Regions from separate parts of the Homo sapiens genome. Here region 1 is linked to region 2. A link is an interaction called in ENCODE POLR2A ChIA-PET data of the cell type or tissue named here. Cell type or tissue: PC-9. All regions are shown on one strand. Each heading gives the region's core, and the rest is flanking DNA. Links, peaks and the distances in the headings are about the cores only.

Region 1 (10,389 bases), core at 2,323-7,322, 140 kb before region 2:
TCCATAGCAAACTAACACAGGAACAAAAAACCAAATACCACATGTTCTTACTTATAAGTGGGAGCTAAATGATGAGAACACAGGGACATATAGAGGGGAACAACACACACTGGGATCCATTGGAGGGTGGAGGGTGGAAGGAGGGAGAGGATTAGGAAAAATAATTAATGAGTACTAAGCTTAATACTTGGGTGATAAAATATCTGTACAACAAACCCTGTGACACAGATTTACCTATGTAGCAAACCTGCACGTGCACCCCTGTACTTAAAATAGAAGTTTTTTAAAAAACCTCTAAAAAACCCCCAAAAACAAAGCGTCCATAGTTTTTTTTGGGAGGGGTGGAAGGCAAGGGTTAGGGTGGAATTTGACACCAAATGACACTAAAATGTATATGAAAACATGAAGGGCCAAGAAGAATTAAGCCATTTTTGAAAAATAATCACAAAGGTTGGCCTCATTGTTTACAGGTAGTGGCAGCAGTAGCAGTCTTAGTATCTGAAGCAGTTAAAATAATACAGGGAAGAGATCTTACTGTGTGGACATCTCATGATGTGAACGGCATACTCACTGCTAAAGGAGACTTATGGCTGTCAGACAACCGTTTACTTAAATATCAGGCTGTATTACTTGAAGGGCCAGTGCCGCAACTGCGCACTTGTGCAACTCTTAACCCAGCCACATTTCTTCCAGACAATGAAGAAAAGATAGAACATAACTGTCAACAGGTGATTGCTCAAACCTACGCTGCTCGAGGGGACCTTCTAGAGGTTCCCTTGACTGATCCCGACCTCAACTTGTATACTGATGGAAGTTCCTTTGTAGAAAAAGGACTTCAAAAAGCGGGGTATACAGTGGTCAGTGATAATGGAATACTTGAAAGTAATCCCCTCACTCCAGGAACTAGTGCTCAGCTGGCAGAACTAATAGCCCTCACTCGGGCACTAGGATTAGGAAAAGGAGAAAGGGCAAATATATATACAGACTTTAAGTATGCTTACCTAGTCCTCCATGCCCACACAGCAATATGGAGAGAAAGGGAATTCCTAACCTATCAAACATCAGGAAGCCATTAGGAGATTATTATTGGCTGTACAGAAACCTAAAGAGGTGACAGTCTTACACTGCCAGGGTCATCAAAAAGGAAAGGAAAGGAAAATAGAAGGGAACTGCCCAGGGGATATTGGAGCCAAAAGAGCTGCAAGGCAGGACCCTCCATTAGAAATGCTTATAGAAGGACCCCCAGTATGAGGTAATCCCCTCCAGGAAACCAAGCCCCAGTACTCAGCAAAAGAAATGGGGAACCTCACGAAGACATAGTTTCCTCCCCTCAGCATGGCTAGCCACTGAAAAAGGACAAATACTTTTTCCTGCAACTAACCAATGGAAATTACTTAAAACCTTCACCAAACCTTTCACTTAGGCATTGATAGCACCCATCAGATGGCCAAATTATTATTTAGTGGACCAGGCCTATTCAATACTATCAAGCAGATAGTCAGGGCCTGTGAAATGTGCCAAAGAAATAATCCCCTGCACTTTAGGCCATACATTTCAATCCCTGCATCTTTAGCCTCCTTGTTAGGTTTGTCTCTTCCAGAATCAAAGCTGTAAAACTACAAATGGTTCTTCAAATCGAGCCCCAGATGCAGTCCATGGCAGATCTACCATGGACCCCTGAACCGGCCTGCTAGCCCTTGCTCCAATGTTGATGATATCAAAGGCACCCTTCCCTAGGAAATCTCAACTGCATGACCCCTACTACTCCCCAGTTCAGCCGGAAGCAGTTAGAGTGGTCATCAGCCAACCTCCCCAACAGCACTTGGGTTTTCCTGTTCAGATGGGGGACTGAGAGACAGGACTAGCTGGATTTCCTAGGCCAACTAAGAATCCCTAAGCCTAGCTGGGAAGGTGACCGCAACCACCTTTAAACACGGGGCTTGCAACTTAGCTCACACCCGACCAATCAGGTAGTAAAGAGAGCTCATTAAAATGCGGGGGAGGGATAGTATTGGGAGATATACCTAATGCTAGATGACACATTAGTGGGTGCAGCGCACCAGCATGGCACATGTATACATATGTAACTAACCTGCACAATGTGCACATGTACCCTAAAACTTAGAGTATAATAAAAAAAAAATAAAAAAAAAAATAAAATAAAATGCTAATTAGGCAAAAACAGGAGGTAAAGAAATAGCCAATCATCTATTGCCTGAGAGCACAGGGAGAGGGGCAATGGTCGGGATATAAACCCAGGCATTCGAGCCGGCAATGGCTACCCCCTTTGGTTCCCCTCCCATTTTATGGGAGCTCTGTTTTCACTCTATTAAATCTTGCAACTGCAAAAAAAAAAAAAAAAGAAAGAAAAAAAGAAAGAGAAATAATTGCACAATATCACAATATGTACTTGACCTGTGAGACATCTATACTTATTATAATGCTGTAATACCTGAGAAAGTGTCACACTGGCCTAAGGATGGACTCATAGAACAATGGAACAGAAAACAACATCTTGAAACAGAAGCTCCCATATCCAGGACCTCGATATGTGTAAGCAGTGGCATTTCAGGCCAGTGAGAAAAGGACGAACATTTCCATAAGTGATCCTGGGTAAATTGTATATCCATGTGGAAAAATGAAATTGGATGCCATGGTGGATTACATTTTTCAAAGATGACTGCACCTGTATACATCCCATCCCACAGGCTGTCCTTTCAAGATGACATTGACACTTCTCCATCGAGACCTGGGTCTGTGTTCTCTCTCCTTGCACCAGGGCAGACTTTTACAAATACCTTGACCAACAGCATGCGCAGAAGTGACTGTTGAGGCTAAGTCAAAAAGGGCAATAAAGCTTCCACCTGGCTTTCTCTCTCTCTCTTTCCCGCCTCTCTTAATGCTTGTCCTTGAAACCCAGCCACTACGCTGAGAGGAAGCCAAAACCAGACCATATGGAGAAACCACCACCCCACGTGCAGAGAAACAGTGCCTTAGCTGACTGCAGCATCAAATGACAGATATGTGAGTGCATGAGCTGGTTCTGGCTCTCGGCCTTCAAAAGTTTCTCAGAACCCAGTCATTGTGGACTTCAAACAATAAACAAACAAAAACTTCACTTTTTTGGCCCTTTCTGAATTCCTCACCCACAAAAATCTGTGAGTAAACTATGTGATTGTTTTATACAGCAAAGTTTTGGACTAATTTGTTACACAGCTCTGATAACTGAGCAGACCGCTACCTCACGTCACACACGAAATTCAATTTCAGGCAGGTCAAAACAAAAACTGAAAACAAAAGTTAAACGATAAAGCTTTCATAAGATATTGTAGGAATTTATCTTCATAACCATGGAGTAGAAAGGAATTTCATAAACGAGACACAGAAAGAATTAACCATTAAGGAAAAGATCGTTGTACTGGTGTACAATAAATGTAGCCCCCTCTAGCTCACTGAAAGATATCATTGTGGAGGGAAAGACAAGCCACAAAGTGAGAGATGATATATGCCACCCGCATATCTTCTAAGAACTCATGTTATAAAATATAAAAAGAATTCCTGGCCAGGCGCAGTGGCTCACACCTATAATCCCAGCACTTTGGGAGGCCAATGCAGGCAGATCACTTGAGGTCAGAAGTTCGAGACCAGCCTGTCCAACATAGTGAAAGCCTGTCTCTACTAAAAATACAAAAATTAGCCTGGCGTGGTGGTGGGCACCTGTAACCCTAGCTACTTGGGAGGCTGAGGCAGGAGAATCACTTGAACCCAGGAGGTGGAGGATGCGGTAAGCCGAGATCACACCACTGCACTCCAGCCTGGGTGACAGAGCAAGACTCTGGTCTAAAAAAAAAAAAAAGAATTTGAATTCCCACAAAGTAATAATAAAAAACAGAGAACCCAGTAGACAAAAATGGGCAAGAGATGTAAGTAGCACTTCATAAAAGCAGATATCCAAATGGCCAATAGATGAATGAAAATGTGCTCCACCTCATCAATGATCAGAGGAATGCAAATCAAACCATAGTGAGATACCATCACACACCCACCAGACCGATAAATAAAAAAACCATGACAATGCAGAATGTTGCTGAGGGTGTGGCCCAATAGGAACTCACATACCACTGTAGGAGTATGAACTGTTTCAACCCCTTTGGAAAACAGTGGCATTTTCCAGTACATTTGAGGATATGCATTCCTATGAATGGAATTTCACTCTCCATATGCCCTAGGGAGACTTGTGCCCATGGGTACTAGGGCAACGTTTCATAATCGTCACAGCAGCACTCTTTGCAATCATCCCGAGTGTCCTTCAATGTACCATGGATAGATTGTGGTATATTTATTCAATGGGATGCTAGTCAAAATCGAAACTTAAATAACTATCCCCACATGCAACAATATAGGGTGAACTGACGTGTATGACAAGCTGAAGACTCAAGATCCAAGAACTATCTATGGTGCAATTCCACTAACATGAAGTTCAAAAAAGTTCAAAACTAGGTTAGCCTGTATATGTTTGGGGATAAATACAATCAATGCAAGGGTGCATTTGAGAGAAGAAAAGCAAGGAGTGATCATTATAAAAATTGAACAGTGGCCACCCTTAGGGGTGGGTAGGTAAGAGGAGGTTCTAACTAGGAAACTCTTCCAGAGGCTGATGTGCTATTAAAAAATAGCTAAAAAGCTACATAGGAATTGGCTTTACAGTGAATCATATGTTGTTTTGTTTAAACTAGAAATAATCGTTTTTTAACAAAAGCAGTGTATTTCCATTTTAGAAAATCAGAACACAAAAATGATAGCAACATTATATTCACATCACCTAAAAATTACCACTGTTAATAGTTTATATCCTCCCAGATCTTTTTCTAAATATATATAATATGTAAGTGAATTTTCTACCAAAGTGACATCGTACTGTATATAATGTTTTTACCCATTAAAGTGTACAATTCTGTGATTTAGAGTATATTCACAATGCTGTATAACCATTACCAGTATCTAATTCCAGAACAACTTTATCACAAAATCTTATACCTCCCATTCATCTCCCCTTCCCCCCAGGCCCTGGCAACCACTAATCTAATTTTTGTCTCCATGAATTTTCCCATTCTGGATATTTTATACAAATGGAATCATATAATATGTGGCCTTTTATGTCTGGCTTATTTCATTTAGTATGTTTCCAAGGTTCATGCATATTGAAGCATATATTAGCACTTCATCCTTTTATGATTGAATAATATTCCATTGCATGGATATATCACAATTTGTTTGTCTCTTCATCAACTGATGGACATTTGGGTTCTTTAGCTATTATGAATAAGGTTGCTATGAATATATACGTACAAAGTTTTTGCATGTACATATATTTTCGTTTCTCATAGATATGTATCTGAGTAGAATGGATCATATGGTGATATATGTTTAACTTTTTGAAGAACTTCAAAACTGCTTTCTAAAGTGCCTGCACCATTTTGCATTCCCACCAGCAATGTAAAAAGGTTCCACTTGTTTTATATCCCTGTCAACACTTGCTATTGTCCATCTTTTTGACATGGCCATCTTAGTAGATGAGGTTTCCCAATGGCTTATGGGAACATCTTTTTATGTGTGTACTGGCCATTTGTGTATCTTCTTTGGAGAAATATCTATTCAAATCCTTTGCCCATTTTAAAATTGGATTATTTTTCATTCTATTGTTGAGTTATAAGTATTCCTTATGTATTCTAGATACTAGTCCTTTATCAAATTTATGACTTGCTAATATTTTCTCCCATTATGTGGCTTGCCTTTTTACTTTCTTGATAATGTGCTTTAATTTATCTAAGTTCTTAATTTTGATGAAGCCCAATTTGTCTATTTTTTTTGGTTGCTTATACTTTTGGTGTCATTTCCCAGAAACCATTGCCCAACTCAAACTCATGAAGATTTACACTTATTTTCTCTAAATATTTTATAGTTTTAGCTCTTACATTTAGGTTACTCTTTTTAGTTAATTTTTGTATACGGTATGAGATAGGGGTAAAACTTCATTTTTCATATGTGGCTATCCAATTGTCTCAGCACTATTCATTGAAACAACTATTCCTTTCCCATTGAATTATCTTGGCACTTTTTCTGTATCTCTTATGTCTTTTTTGCTTCTCTATTTTTGACTTTTTGGTGTTGAGAAGATATTTTCTAGTGTACTATTTTAATTCCCTTGTCATTTCTTTTACTATATATTTTTGAGATATTTTGTTAGTGGTGGCCCCGGAAATTACAATTACATCCTAATGTAATGTCTAGGTCAGATGACTATAAACTTAATTTTAATAGTATATAAAAACTTCACCCTTATGTACTACCATTACTTTCTCCTTCCTTTCTGCTATTATTGTTATACAAATTACATATTTATGCAGTGAAAAACCATCAACACAAGTTGTTTTTTAAAATCAGATAGAGAAAAATGAGTTTCAAACAATGATACTTGTATACCATCTTTTATATTTACCTATATACTTACCTTTACAGGTGCTCTGTATTTTTCCACATGGACTCAAGTTACTGTGTATTTCTTGTCATTTTAGCCTGAAATATTCCTTCAGTGTTTCCTTTTTTGATTAAATTTTTTTAATTTTAAATTTTTGTGGGTACATAGTAGGTGCATGCTTCTTGTAGTACAGGACTGCTAGTGACAAACTCTCTCAGGTTTTTCTTTTAATCTGGAAATGTCTCAATTTCTCTTTCTCTTTGAGTGATAGTTTTGTTAAATATTAAATTCGTGATTGACAGTCTTGACAGCATGTCAGGTATGTTTTCCTACTGCCTTCTGGCATCTATAGCTTCTGGTGAGAAATTCGCGGTTAATCTTACTGAGGATATATGTATGTGATGAGTTGATTCTTCATGCTTTCAAGATGCCTCTTGGTCTTTGGCTTTGGGCAATTGATTATGAGGTGTCTAGGTATGGATCTCTTTCCATTTATTCTACTTGGAATTTATTAAGCTTCTTAGATGTGTAGACTAAGATTTTTCATCACGCGTGGAAGTTTTGGTCATTGTTTTTTAAATGTTATTTCTGCCTCCTTTTCTTTCTCCTCCCTTTCAGGGAGTCCCACTATGTATTTGCTTGTAGGCCCACAGATCTCTGAGGCTTTGTTTATTTTTCCTCATTCTTTTTATTTTTGTTTCCTCAGATTGAAAAAACTCCGTGGACCTATTTTCAAGCTTGTTTATTCTTTATACTGCCAGCTCAAATGTGCCATTGACTGCCTCTAGTGAAGTTTTTATTTCAGTTACTATACTTTTCCACTCTAGAATTTCTATGTGTTTTTTAAAGAAAAACCGATTTCTATCTCCTTATTAATCTCTATTTCATGAGACACAGTTCTCATTTTTTCCTTCAGTTCTTTAGACATAGTTTCCTTATTTCTTTAAAGATATTTAAAGTAGCTGACTTAAATTCCTTATCTAGTAAGTCCAACACCCGTGCTTTTGCTCTAATTCCCCTGACAGACCATACTTGCATGTTTCTTTGCTTGCCTCCTAATTTTTTGTTGAAAACTGAACATGTAAAATAGTATAATATGCCAGCTCTGGAAATCAGATTCTCCTTCTCCTCAGGGTTTGTTGTTGTTGCTGCTATTTGCTTGTTTAGTGGCTTCCCGAGCTATTTCTGTGTTCTTTGTCCTGTGTGGCCACTGAGGTTTGTACTCGGGATAGCTGGCCTATCATGACTGGATAATTTCCTTGACTACCTAGAACCAGTAAGTTTCACAGCCTTTGCTGAGGGGCCCTGCCTCTGTGAGGGGGCAATGCTTCAACTCTCAGGCAAGCAGGTTCCAACTGGGCACAATCCTTTACTTCCTGCTTTCACAGCACCTGGAGTTGAGCCCGTGCGATGCCTCAGGCCCCATCAGGTCTTTCCTGGGCATGCATGTGGCCTTCTGGAGTCCCACAAATGTGTTGGAGTTTCTCAAAGCCTCCTTCTGGATATTTCTTTCCCAAGCTTTTCCTTTTAGGTTTTTTCCATCATCTTGTTTACCTCTATTGTTTCATCACCTCAAGCTGCTATCATAATAAACAATTGCCAGAGAGCTGGAATGAATAGGATGAGTAATGGCAGTTCTCTGGGAATGGGGCTTTGGAGGAGCTCCAGCTGAATTCCGCCCCCTAGCTTGTCTGCCAGGCTGCTGGTTTTCACTGTGACTGCAGGCCCATTGACTTCTGGGGTTACTGCAGAGCTGGAGAGAGGGGTTGGGCTAGGGCAAGTTATGGTGCCACAAATCTCACTGTTCTTATGGCGATTCAGCCGCTTTTCCTGAATAAATGCTCCCTGAATTGTTGCAAGCCTTTGGTTAATTTCCAGAGTCCTGGAAAAGTTTATTTTGACTTTTTTTTTTTTTTTGGCCAGTGTTTGCACTGCTTATATAAAAATGATTTTCAAAGGCACTTCCTCTGCATTTCCACTGACATTACCCAGCAATGATTCTTCATTTTATATATGGTTTATGTACTCATCTGTATTTATAAAAAAGAATAAAAAAGCAAAATCAGCACTGTGTCCTTTGTACCCAGCCGCAATAATCAACTGTGACTTTCTGTCTTTGGAACGTTTGCAGTCATTCTCGTAATGGGTCTGAGTCATCACAGGGAAGCTGATCCAAATTTCATTATTTAATATACATGTAAATAACTAATCCAGACAGAAGAAAAGATTTATGTATTAGGTTGGTCCAAAAGTTATGGCGGTTTTTGCCATGAAAGAAATGGCAACAACTGTAATTACTTGTGCAACAACCCAATACATAGATGCCCATTACAACATTGGCCATATGATGAAAAATTAGAATTAACTTCAAAATCCAAACAGGGTAAAGGGTAGGTAAATACTCTGCATTTTCTCGCTGGAATGGTTGCACCCATTGTCTGAGATAATTATGAAGACCAAACAGTAATAAGGAGAATTTTTTTAGGATGTGTTTGTTGAAAAAAGCAAAATGCAAACTTCTATTTGCACCATGGTTATGCCTCTGGAACAATTATATATATGCATGTACGATAGCCAGAAAGGAAGAGAGAAAAGTGAACACAATTTGTTAGGGTGGAGAGAACTGTGGGTTTTTAAATTAGATTTTCCCCCACCTTATTGTTATGCTATGAGCGCACTAAATTGAAAGTTAAAAAAAAATAGGTCAACATGTCTAAAAGAAAGAAATACTTCCCTGTATCCCCTATGTGCTGGACTTGGCACTGGTCAGAGGCATCCTGTGGCAGAGGCTGTAATAGCCCAGGGGTTTCCTCTGTGGTATGACCTGGGGACAGAGCTCTGCCTTGTCAGCAGGATGGACTCCAGGGACCGGGATGGGGATGGAATGCAGCTTTTTGCCGAGCTGCCTGGAGACAGGGAGGAGGAGGATGAGGAGGAGGAGGAGGAGAAAGGCTCTCTACCCTTCCCCTCCTCCTAGAGAAGATGTTTTTCCAATAAATAATTGTGAAGTCTCGAATGAAATATAAGCCTCATGAATTATCTTGGCATTTTTGGGATCCAGGAATCTTTCAGTGTCTGGACAGGGTCACAAAGGCTCTTGATGGATGCCCCATCTCCCCCCCGGGGGGGTACCACCTTCCTGATGATAATGACTGGGCCACCCCTTCCACTGCTCCTCCCTGCCACTCCCTCCCCCTGGACCTGGGGCTTTTAGCTTCACTCCATCATCCTGCGGCTCTTATCCTGCTTTTTTTTTTTTTTTTAAAAAAAATATTTTCTTTCTCTTAAGCATCTGAAGAAGGGAAGGGAAAATTAAGTGGAATGTGCTTTGGAAATAATTCATCAGAGCAGCTTTCCCAAAGTGGGTTTTTTGTAGGATGACCAACTGTCCTGGTTTGCCTGGGACTGAGGGGTTTCCAGGGGTGTGGAACTTCCACTGCTAAAACCAGGAAAGTCCCATGAAATTCCTGGGATGAGCTGGTCACTTCAGCCCCATGAGTCTCTATTTGGTAGGATGCTAACAGGCAATACATGAAAATGGTTGGCAACAACTAGATGAAATAAAGTCAGATACATTTGCTGCAGGCCTTGTCAGAGCCTCTGTATGCTAATCTGTTATATGCTCATACATATTCAAAGCAGGGTGTCCTAGGTGTATCGGAGCTTAAGTTCTCTATTTTTCTAAAATTAATTAATCTAAGAAATGTGAAGTTTGATGAAGCTCAGTAGGCTGTGCTGCTCAGGATACCCAGACAGACAGTTTCTGGAAGAAGTGGATCGAGATGCTACTCTCAAATAGTTGAAACCTGCCAAGTGGTGGACATAGTTCTCTCCAAAGTGCTGTTAGTGGGGTGGAGGAAGTCCTAAGGTTCACTTTTGCAGAGCTGGATGCTGGAAGGGGTGTGTTTTCA
Region 2 (10,389 bases), core at 2,531-7,530:
ATGCGGAGGGCTTTTACTGAGGAGAGGACCTGCCTGGTAGCCTGCTTCGCCATCCTCGTCTCCCTGTCTGCGTGCCCCTGTGTCACTCTGGCTCTGTCGGCGTGTCTCTTTCTCTGTCCTTTCTGTCTCTTTCTCCAGCAGAGAGAGTTCATAGTTTAGTTTGAAAGAAAAACAGCTCAGCTTTGGTCCTGAGCAGCCCAGGGCTCAGCCCAGCCCTGAAGACCAGAGGCCCCGGGGACGCCCTGGAAGGGCAGCGCAAGCTGGATTGCAGGCTCACCTCTGCCTGGGGAGATGGACCTGGAGGATTTCACCTGCGACCCCCCGGGGCGCCCTGGAGCTATCATAACCAGCAGCCCAGTTCAACCGTCTGGATGCACTTTCTTCATGGCGTGTCTTGTCTATTTTAAAATGCTTTAACAATGATTATAGTACTGGAGGCTGTGATACTGACGGCTGCCTGCGGAAAACCTTGCTTAACAGAATTTGGAGTGACTTTCTTATGCTGTATTGCCAGCCCCTCAGAGTCATTACCTGGGCAGTGACCCCTTGCATACATAGGAGAAGCTAAGGCACAGTGGCATTTAGCAGCGTTTCCAATGTCACCTGTATGTTGGCTGGGGAAGTGACAGCATTCCCCTCTTTTGAGGAGGGGAATTTGCTGAATTAAAACCCAAATGAAAATGTCATCAATTTGGGAAATAATACTCAGGTTATTGATTTAGTTTGAGTTTTTCTTTCAAAAATTAAGTCAGTGATAAGGCTAATAAAGCCAATTTATTAATAGCATAAGTAATACAATATATCTCTGTGTGAATACTCTTTGCAGGACCACCCAGGCTCACTTGGACTTCAGTAAAATATCACGCAACAAAGATTCACAGAAGTAAATACAGTTCTTGGGGTACTTATTCATTACTGAGTATGGAAAATCCTGTGAATGCTTCCTTTCATATATGTAAAAAAGTGTGCTTTGTTTCATGTGACTTTGTGTTTTTTAAAAAAAAATGAACTGGTGTTCTGAAAGATTCTTCTATTGCACATTTTCCTTAGGGCAGCAAGTAACAGAAGGTGATATGTTTTCACAGCAAATTTGCCAGCTATTAGATTGGCTTTAATCTTGCTGCAGTAGAATGACACTGCAGGGATTGTCACCTGGGGATAGTCTTCAAGAATAGCAGCCAGGCACGGTGGCTCGCGCCTGTAATCCCCCAACTCTTTGGGAGGCCAAGGCAGGTGGATCACCTGAGGTTGGGAGGTCGAGACCAGCCTGGCCAACATAGTGAAAGCCCATTTGTACTAAAAATACAAAAATTAGCTGGGTGTGGTGGTGCATGCCTGTAATTTCAGCTACTCGGGAGGCTGAGGCAGGATAATCGCTTGAACCCAGGAGGCGGAGGTTGCAGTGAGCCAAGATCATGCCACTGCACTCCAGCCTGGACGATAGAGCAAGACTGTGTCAAAAAAAAAAAAAAAGAAAGAAAAGAAAGAAAAAAGAATACGACGCAATTATACAGCCCCTGGGCTTTCTTAGGATAAGAAACTGTGTACTTGCTCAGATGTGAAAAAAATTTAGTAAACTCTCAGGAGCTAAATAAAGCAATGAATTTATACATTTGAATGCTGTTGTCGCTACCTTTTGTCAAAATGCCTGCACGGGTGAACCCACCTGAGCTCTTCAGCAGATCCTTTTGTAGTTTAACTCTATGAAGTTCTTGTTGGAGCAAGAGACAAAAACCAAGATATCGTTAAAGGTCTAGTTTCCATTCCCAGTGACATGGTGGGTTGTTACCTCCACTTGAATTTAGTGAACTGAGAGCAGATGACAGAGCAGCCCATATTTGTGTGACAGAATCAATCCAACAGATTAATGAATCAATGACATTGATCCGGGGGTTGGTAACAGCATCTCCCAAACAGCACTTCCTTATTTGCAAAGCAAATAGCATTGGCGCAGTAGCAGTCTTACACTAACACAGCGCTCCACTGACACTTTTCCATCAAACTAGTCTTGGTGCCTTCATTTTGAATTATTCTCTCGTAGACTGAGATGACAGTGAACATGACCCATTATTTTAAGAAACCACAAGTTTTCAGAGATGGACTCTTGAGAATTATCTGACAAAGTTTTGGCATTTCTGTGTAGATTCTAGGGGTCTTCAGCATCATGTTGCTGAATGCTAGAAATATGCTGTCTGGGAAAAAGCTATCCTTGTGCCATGTATTGTTGGCTTTATTCTGGCAATACTTTATGCCTACCTGCAACCACCTGCCACCCCCCAAGATTTCAATCATCCAGCACATTCCCCAGTGTGATAGAGCAGCGGTGAGGGTTGGGGGTCACTGTAAAAGCATTTTTCAGTTCTAAAAACCAGGGTTGAAGATGCTTCTCGAATCTAGTTGTAAAGTGCAATGTATTCTTGGTGATGGGCATCAGAACACTTTCTGGATGTCAAGTCCAAGAGCCAATCTTCTGCCTAACTTCAGCAATGACACCAGCAGGATGGAATCCTACTTACAAAGAGCCAGAACCTAAAGCCCAGGGCACACATCCTGTACAGGCAGGATTCTCCTTTAAAAATCCCAACTGCTACTTTGGGAGGCCAAGGTGGGCAGATCACTTGAGGTCAAGAGTTCAAGACCAGCCTGGCCAACGTGGCAAAACCTCATTTCTACCAAAAATACAAATAATTAGCTGGGCATGGTGGTGTGTGGCTGTAATCCCAGCTACTCTGCTGGCTGAGGCACGAGGAAGGAAATCCTGGTAACTGCTGCAATGTGAATTAATCTTGAAGTCATTGATGCAGTGGCTCACAACTGTAATCCCTGCATTTTGGGAGGCTGAGGCGGGCAGATCACCTGAGGTCAGGAGTTCAAGACCAGCTTGGCCAATTTGGTGAAACCCTGTTTCTACTAAAAATACAAAAATTAGCCGGGCATGGTGATGCACACCTGTAGTCCCAGCTACTTGGGAGGCTGAGGCAGGAGAATCTCTTGAACCCGGGAGGCAGAGGTTGCAGTGAGCCGAGATCGAGCCACTGAACTCCAGCCTGGGCAACAGAGCGAGTCTCTGTTTCAAAAAAAAGAAGAAAGAAAAAAAAAGAGAAAGAAGGAAAGAAAAGAAAGATCACTATATGGAAGAGATATCTGTGCACCCGTGTTTATCATACCACTCTTCATGATGATCAAGATATTGGATCAACTTAAGTGTCCATCATAGATGAATGCATACAAAAATCTGATATATATATATATATATATGATATATATATATATAAGATATATATATATATATCAGATATATATATATATAATGGAATATTATTCAGACATGAAAAGAATGAACTCCTGTCACTTTCAGCACCATGAATGGAACTGGAGGTCATTGTGTTAAGTGAAATAAGCCAGACACAGAAAGACAAATATCTTGTGTTTTCACTCACATGTGGGAGCTAAAAAATCATATCTCATGGAGATAGAGAGTAGGATCGTAGTTCCCAGAGGTCAGGAAGGGGAAGGGAGAGAGGGGGACAAAGACAAGTTGGCCAAGGGGTACCAAAATATAGTCATATAGAAGAAATAAGTTATAGTATTCTGCAGTGCTGTAGGGAAATTACAGTTAAAAATAATTTATTGCATATTTCAAAATAGCTAGAAAATAAGTTGTATGATGTTTCCAACAGAAAGAAGGACAAATGTTGAAGATGATGGACATCCCAATTACCCTGATTTGATCGTTACACATCATGTACAGGTGTCAAAATACCCCAAAAATATGTCCAACCAACCTGTCAAGAAAAAATATAAATGTTATAGATTCCGATCAACATTAAAAAAAAGATAAAAAATAATCCCCTTGAGAAATCCCTGGGGGTAGGGGGCCCAAGGCACAGCTGCAGTGTAATGGCCCTGCCCTCGAGTGTCTGACGTCGCTAACCCAGCAGTGTTGAACAGCGTCATCTCCTGGTGGTATTGTTCCTCCGTGTTTTGGGTCCTCATCCTCCTTTCCATCCAGCCTCTCTTCTTTCTTCTTGAATTGCAGCAGATGGGAAAATGAAAATGACCTTTTTCAGTATCTGGCAGCCCTGATCGGTGAGGTGCACTTCTAGGGATATGTAGGGAAATGGGCAGATGCCTGCACGTCACTGGTCAGCCCAGGGTGGAGGTGTTTGGTTTTCTTGGCAGCATGGTGTCCAGGCACCAGATGTCCAGAGGTGTGGTCTGCACATCCGGTTCCTGGAGAGACGTATAGCAGGAGCGCTGCAGCTCGGAAGCTGGCTGCAGCAGGAGCGGCTCCTTGATTCCAGGTGGTTCTGGATTCACCAGTTTCTGGATGTGATGAGTCAGCAACTCCAGCTCTGCAGTATGGCTCAGAAGCCAGCCTTGACAGCTCTACCTAGAGCCTGCTCATTCAGCTCCACAAACAATTCTATCATAGCCTCTAATAAGTCGTTTCCTGCTTAAGCAATGTGGGCCTTGTTCTCCATAATGGAATCCTGGTGCGACACCCACACTTCTGGGCTGTGGTTTAGAAGGTGGACGCTTGGGCTCCCCCTATCCTTTGGCTTTGACTTCTTGACATCATTCACATCTGCTTGTAAAGTGGAGCTAACACTGGCCTTTGGCACATGTTTTTATTTTTATTTATTTTATTATTTTATTTTATTTATTTATTTTTTGAGGCAGAGTCTCACTCTGTCACCCAGGCTAGAGCGCAGTGGCATAATCTCAGCTCACTGCAACCTTTGCCTCCTGGGTTCAAGCAATTCTCCTGCCTCAGCCTCCTGAGTAGCTAGGATCACACATGCTCACCACCATGCCCAGCTAATTTTTGTATCTTTAGTAGAGATGGGGTTTCACCATGTTGGCCAGACTGGTCTCAAACTCCTGACCTCAAGTAATCCATTTGCCTCGGCCCCCCAAGGTGCTGGGATTACAGGTGTGAGCCACTACGCCCAGCTGGCACACATTTTTAAATGCCTTTGAGATCTAATCAAAGTTGTTCTTGCATCAAACTCATATGACTTTTTTAAACCTGGAAAATATACCAAATTTCAATTAAAAAATGAAAATGGAAAGATCAAACAAGACATAAATAGAATCAGAAAGAATAGGGTGTAGGGGGCTGGGATGGGAGCCAATTCCCTCCAAATAAATCTTGTTTTGTAGATTTGACTTTGGAATCATGTAAATGTTCATATAATTATATATATAAAATCAAGTAAAATAAAAAAATAGAATCCCTAAAAAATCAAAAGCAAAATCACACAAATGTACCTTATCAAATGTGTATGATATTGGTGGCTCAACCATGCAGACAGAAATAATTTAAGATAGCTTTAAAACACTATAATTGCCTTACGTCCCTAGTGAAATACATTCTAAAGGCAAAAAGAACTGCAAAAAAAGGCTTAAACCTTTCAGCATTCATGTTTCTAGTAATAAAATTGCTATTGTTATTCCAAAACTATATTGTGAGCTAAGCCAAATGAATAATTATGTTCATGTCTTTGGGGATCAAGATCTCCAACCTCAAAGAAAAGAGGTACGAATGTAAAACAAAAGAAGTTGCCGGGTGCGGTGGGCTCCCGCCTGTAATCCCAGCACTTTGGGAGGCTGAGGCAGGCAGATCACAAGGTCAGGAGATTGAGACCATCCTGACTAAAACAGTGAAACCCCATCTCTAGTACAAATACAAAAAATTCGCTGGGCGTGGTGGTGGGCACCTGTAGTCCCAGCTAATCAGGAGGTTGAGGCAGGAGAATGGTGTGAAACCGGGAGGTGGAGCTTGCAGTGAGCTGAGATCTCGCCACTGCACTCCAGCCTGGACGACAGAGAGAGACTCCATCTCAAAAAAAAAAAAAAAAGAAGAAGTTAAGTGAAACCATGTAATTCTAAATTTGTTGGAAACATCAGCTATGGGCTTGGGTCTGTATTTCCTGACCCTGACCACTGAAAAGAACTAGAACAACGAGCCGCCCACTGCAATGAGCACCGCTAGTGTGCAGATTTTGGTCTCTCCTTGAAGAAATGGTTGACCTAGATCTAGGGCAAAACAAGATAAGCCTGGAGCATCTTACTATACCAGAAGACAAGGAAGCCATAAATAACTACCATGTTCATGTCAAAAGGACCAGGAAGGAACTGAAAAGTGTTTCCCCACTTCAGGGCAAATGAGCATGAATGAGAAAAGTAACTGCAATAGACAGAAACATATCACAGATGGTAAAAATCCTTAAGTCTCAATGTTACTCGAATACAAAACTTATTGGTCATTTTTGGCTGTTGCTAGGAAATGGACTCACTGTCCCAAAAATTGGTAAGTAAAGGGAAAGAATCAGGCATGTAACTAGCCTTTCTTACTGAATTATACCTCAATGTAATGTATGAGTTGATGAGAAAATATTTCACTCTATAGAAGTGTTCCAGATAACAAATGAAGGACAGACGGTAGAATTATAACATCTCTGTTATATAAGAATGGATTCAGGCACTGCTGGTCCATGCTAAGTAACATCATAGAAAGAGAGGTATGCCTCCTGGAGGCAGGACCCAGCACCACTTGAGAAGTTGCAAGTCATCTAGCCCCTGGCTAGGGCAGCCAGTTCCAGAAAAATCCAGGGCTAGCAGACAGGCTCAATGGTGTCATCAGGATGCAGTCAGATCTCACCCCTCCTCTGCTCCGCTCCCTCCAAGGGCTCATTTCACTTTGTATAAATGACTGTCTTTGCCAGCATCTGTAAGGCCCACCCAATCTGACAAAGATCCTGCCCCATGACCTCTCTAATTCCAGGTTCTATGTCTCTGGCTCACTCCACCCCTGTCACTCTGGGCTGCTGGCAGTTCCTCCCTGCATAGTGCATGTCCCCACACAAAAGCCTACCTGAAACTTCCTGCTCCCCAGATAGCCATGTGGCTGATGTTCTTACACCCTTCCAATCTATCTTATATCTATTATCACATAACAAACCACCCTCTAATGCAGTGCCTTCAAATACCAATCATTGTATTTGCTTACAGTTTTGTAGGCCAGCAGTTCAGATTGTGCTCAGCCAGGTGGTTTTTGGTTTGTTTGTTTGTTTGTTTGTTTTGGCAGTCCTGCCTGGTGTCACTCATGTGCCTGTGGTCATCTCATGGCTTAAGCCTGATGGCCTCTTTCACAGATCTGGTGGTAGTAGGCACCAGCTCTCACCCCTTGGTGCTCCTGCACATGGCTTCTCTAGCAGGCTGGCTTGAGTTTGTTCTTGCTGTGGTCTCAGGACTCCAACCACAGTCTGAAGAGCACAAGCCCCAAGGCAAATGCTTTCCAAGATTTTGCTCCTGACACATGTACCAATGTTCCATGGGCTAAGTCACAAGACCAAGCCCAGATTCAGGGCTTTGGCATTAAAGAGTTGATTGGCAGCTCTGTATGCATGTGTGTGTGTGCATTTGTGTGTGTGCATGTGTGTGTGTGTGTGCATGTATACGTGTATATGTGAGAAGAGGGACCATTGTCACTGGTAGGCTTACTTTGGGATGATCAGCTGGGGACTCAGTCACACTTGGGGGAAGACCGCCCAGTCATTGCTATTTTTCTTTGTGGCTGACCCTCTCTCCAGGGAGGAATTCTTCCACCTCCTGCTCTGGGGCAGAAGCTTGGGTTCTTTCCCTAAGTCTTGGGAGACTTAGGAGGGAAAGGGACCTAGGCAGGGGATCTCATCATTCAGAATGCAGATTTTCACACAGTTACCCTCTTTTCAGTACAAACCCTCTCATCTGTCAGCACTGCCAGGTTCTCCTTTTGGGCTCAGATTTTTCAGAGTGACGTTCCAGCTCCTTCCAGGCTTGCCCCCATGATTATTACCTCCCACCAGGTCCTTCCCACCACACATGGGAATTATGGGAGCTACAGTTCTAGATGAGATTTGGGTGGGCACACAGCCAAACCACATCCAATTCTCACTGTCCTGCCCTGATTTTTAATCTTCAAATTTGTCATTCACATCCTATGCCCTCACTTTCCTGCCCTGCTCAGCTCCCTATTCATTTAACTTCTTCAGACATAGCACTTTCAAATGAAAGCAGTGTGGAGGGATCATAGGAATCATGGTGGCATCTCTCCTCACCATACACTGGGGATACACCCTAATTAAAAATACATGTGGCTGGGCGCGGTGGCTCACGCCTGTAATCCCAGCACTTTGGGAGGCCGAGGTGGGCGGATCACCTGAGGTCTGGAGTTCTAAACTAGCCTGGCCAATATGGTGAAATCCCGTCTCTACTAAAAATACAAAAATTAGCCAGGCATGGTGGTGGGCACCCATAATCCCAGCTACTCGAGAGGCTGAGGCAGGAAATCACTTGAACCTGGGAGGCGGAGGGTTCAGTGAGCTGAGATCACGCCATTGCACTCCAGCGTGGGGGACAAGAGCAAGGCCTCATCTCAAAAAAAAAAAAAAAAAAGCGATTTATTGTACAACTATGGGTAGAAATTAATCAAACACAGCAAATTATTACTACAGTACCTTCTAATTAGCCATTATTTACTGTGCTTCATATTGTTCTAAGAAGTGGAGTAGGAGCCAATAGACAGATACTTTTTTTTTTTTTGAGATAGATGTAGTCTCGCTCTGTCGCCCCAGCTGCTATGCAATGGCGTGATCTCAGCTCACTGCAACTTCCGCCTCCCAGGTTCAAGTGATTCTCCTGCCTCAGCCTCTTGAGTAGCTGGGATTACAGTCACAAGCCACCACACCTGGCTAATTTTTGTATTTTTAGTAGAGACGGGGTTTCACCGTCTTGGCCAGGCTGGTCTCGAACTCCTGACCTCAGGTGATCCACCTGCCTCAGCCTCCCAAAGTGCTGAGATTACAGGCCTGAGCCACCTTGCCCAGCCAACAGATACTTTATGACAGTATGCTGAGGGATGTAATGGGGTTTCGAATCCACACTGAGAAGACTGAGAAGAGAATGATCTGCAGGATTAGGGGGTGCCTGGAAAGACCTCAGTAAGGGGCAAGTGTGATGGTGACTATTTTCAACTTGATTGGATTTAAGGGTGCAAAGTATTGTTCCTGGGTGTGTCTGTGAGGGTGTTCCCAAAGATTAACATTTGAGTCAGTGGACTAAGAGAGGCAGACCCACCCTCAGTCTGGGAGGGGACCATCTAATCAGCTGCCAACAAGGCTAGAATAAAGCAAGCAGAAGAACGTGGAAGGACTGGACTGGCTGAGTCTCCTGCCTTCGTCTTTCTCCTGTGCTGGGGGCTTCTTGACCTTGAACATCAGACTCAAGTTCTTCAGCTTTTGGACTCTTGGGCCTACACCAGTGGTTTTGCTGGGGGCTCTCAGACCTTCAGCCACAGACTGAAGGCTGCAGTGTCGGCTTCCCTGCTTTTGAGGCTTTGCAGACGGCCTATTGTGGGACATCAGCTTGTGATCATGCGAGCCAATTATCCTTCATGAACTCCTTTTCATAAATACATCTTTCCTATAGTCCTATCCCTCTAGAGAACCCTGACTAATACAGCAAGTAACATCTACCAGGCATAGGAGGGAGAAAAACTCATTCAGGCGAAGAGATGATGCTGTGACAAGACCCAAAGGCATGCAAGAGGCATTCATGTCCCTGAAATGGAGAGCACCCTGTGGCTCAGACCTCAGGGTCTCAGTGGTTAGCACTCTCTTGGTTGTAGGTAACAGACATTCAACCTGAACCTGCCTACCAGAAATGTATTGGCTCACTACTTGGGAAGTTCAGGCTTGGGCTGGCTTCAGGCTTAGCTGGATCCAGGAGTTTCAATGATGCTATATCCCTCTCCTTTCTCTCTATGCTTTAGCTCTGCCTCCCTCTGTGTGTGGGCCTTGCTTCTTCCTGTGCATGATAGGAGGTGGGATACTCCAGGGTCACATCTTCCCAGGACAGCAGTGCTCATTAAACAGCCTTCCTCTCTTGCTTGGCAGAGACACTAGGCATGGGGCTCTCCTGGCCTGACTGCAGCTGGGGCTCCTGTGATGGGGTGGGATAAGAAGGGCAGGTTGGTGCCCTGAGAGTGGAAAGAGGTGCTGGGCAGATAAGCAAGGCTTGTCCACTAGGGGTGCTGGCAGCACCGTAGAGGAAGGTGGGGACCAGGCTCCCAAGGGTCTTGTGGGACCAGTTAGGAGTTTGGATTTCCTTCTGGAAGCAACTGGAAACGAACCAGAGTTCTAAAGAAAAAAGTGATCCAGCTGGAAGACGGAAGCCAGCCCAGTGCCCAGCCAGACAAGGAACAGCGGTGGGTGGGGAGGGGACAGGAGGCAGCAGATGGGACAGGAGGCAGCGGAGGGGGAGTTGAGAGCGGGGAGTCAAGAGGTGGGAGCTGCAGAATTTGGCATCTCTTCCCATGACTGTGAAGTGTTTAGAGACTGGCTT

Evidence for each region. Peaks named below come from ENCODE experiments on the same cell type or tissue, not always from the same donor. Only the 100,000 strongest peaks of a DNase experiment are listed, where the experiment ranks them.
Region 1: POLR2A ChIA-PET joins it to region 2 with 6 read pairs; 4 of 35 experiments call an interaction of 5 or more read pairs at or near these places.

Annotation. Positions count from the first base shown.
Region 1 is chr2:238,972,473-238,982,861 of GRCh38, reverse strand. No RefSeq gene overlaps it. Among named protein-coding and RNA genes, the nearest start is that of LINC01940, 51 kb to the right of the region's middle. In PC-9, for the core only: no CTCF peak of the experiment used is centred there; a DNase peak (open chromatin) is centred at 4,201; H3K27me3 peaks cover 2,175 bases.
Region 2 is chr2:238,835,775-238,846,163 of GRCh38, reverse strand. LOC100287387 (a long non-coding RNA gene) reads left to right here. Exons shown (of 1, transcript NR_157851.1): 1 at 1-1,618. Among named protein-coding and RNA genes, the nearest start is that of TWIST2, 7.1 kb to the left of the region's middle. RefSeq lists an enhancer at 1-143. In PC-9, for the core only: no CTCF peak of the experiment used is centred there; no DNase peak of the experiment used is centred there; H3K27me3 peaks cover 3,878 bases.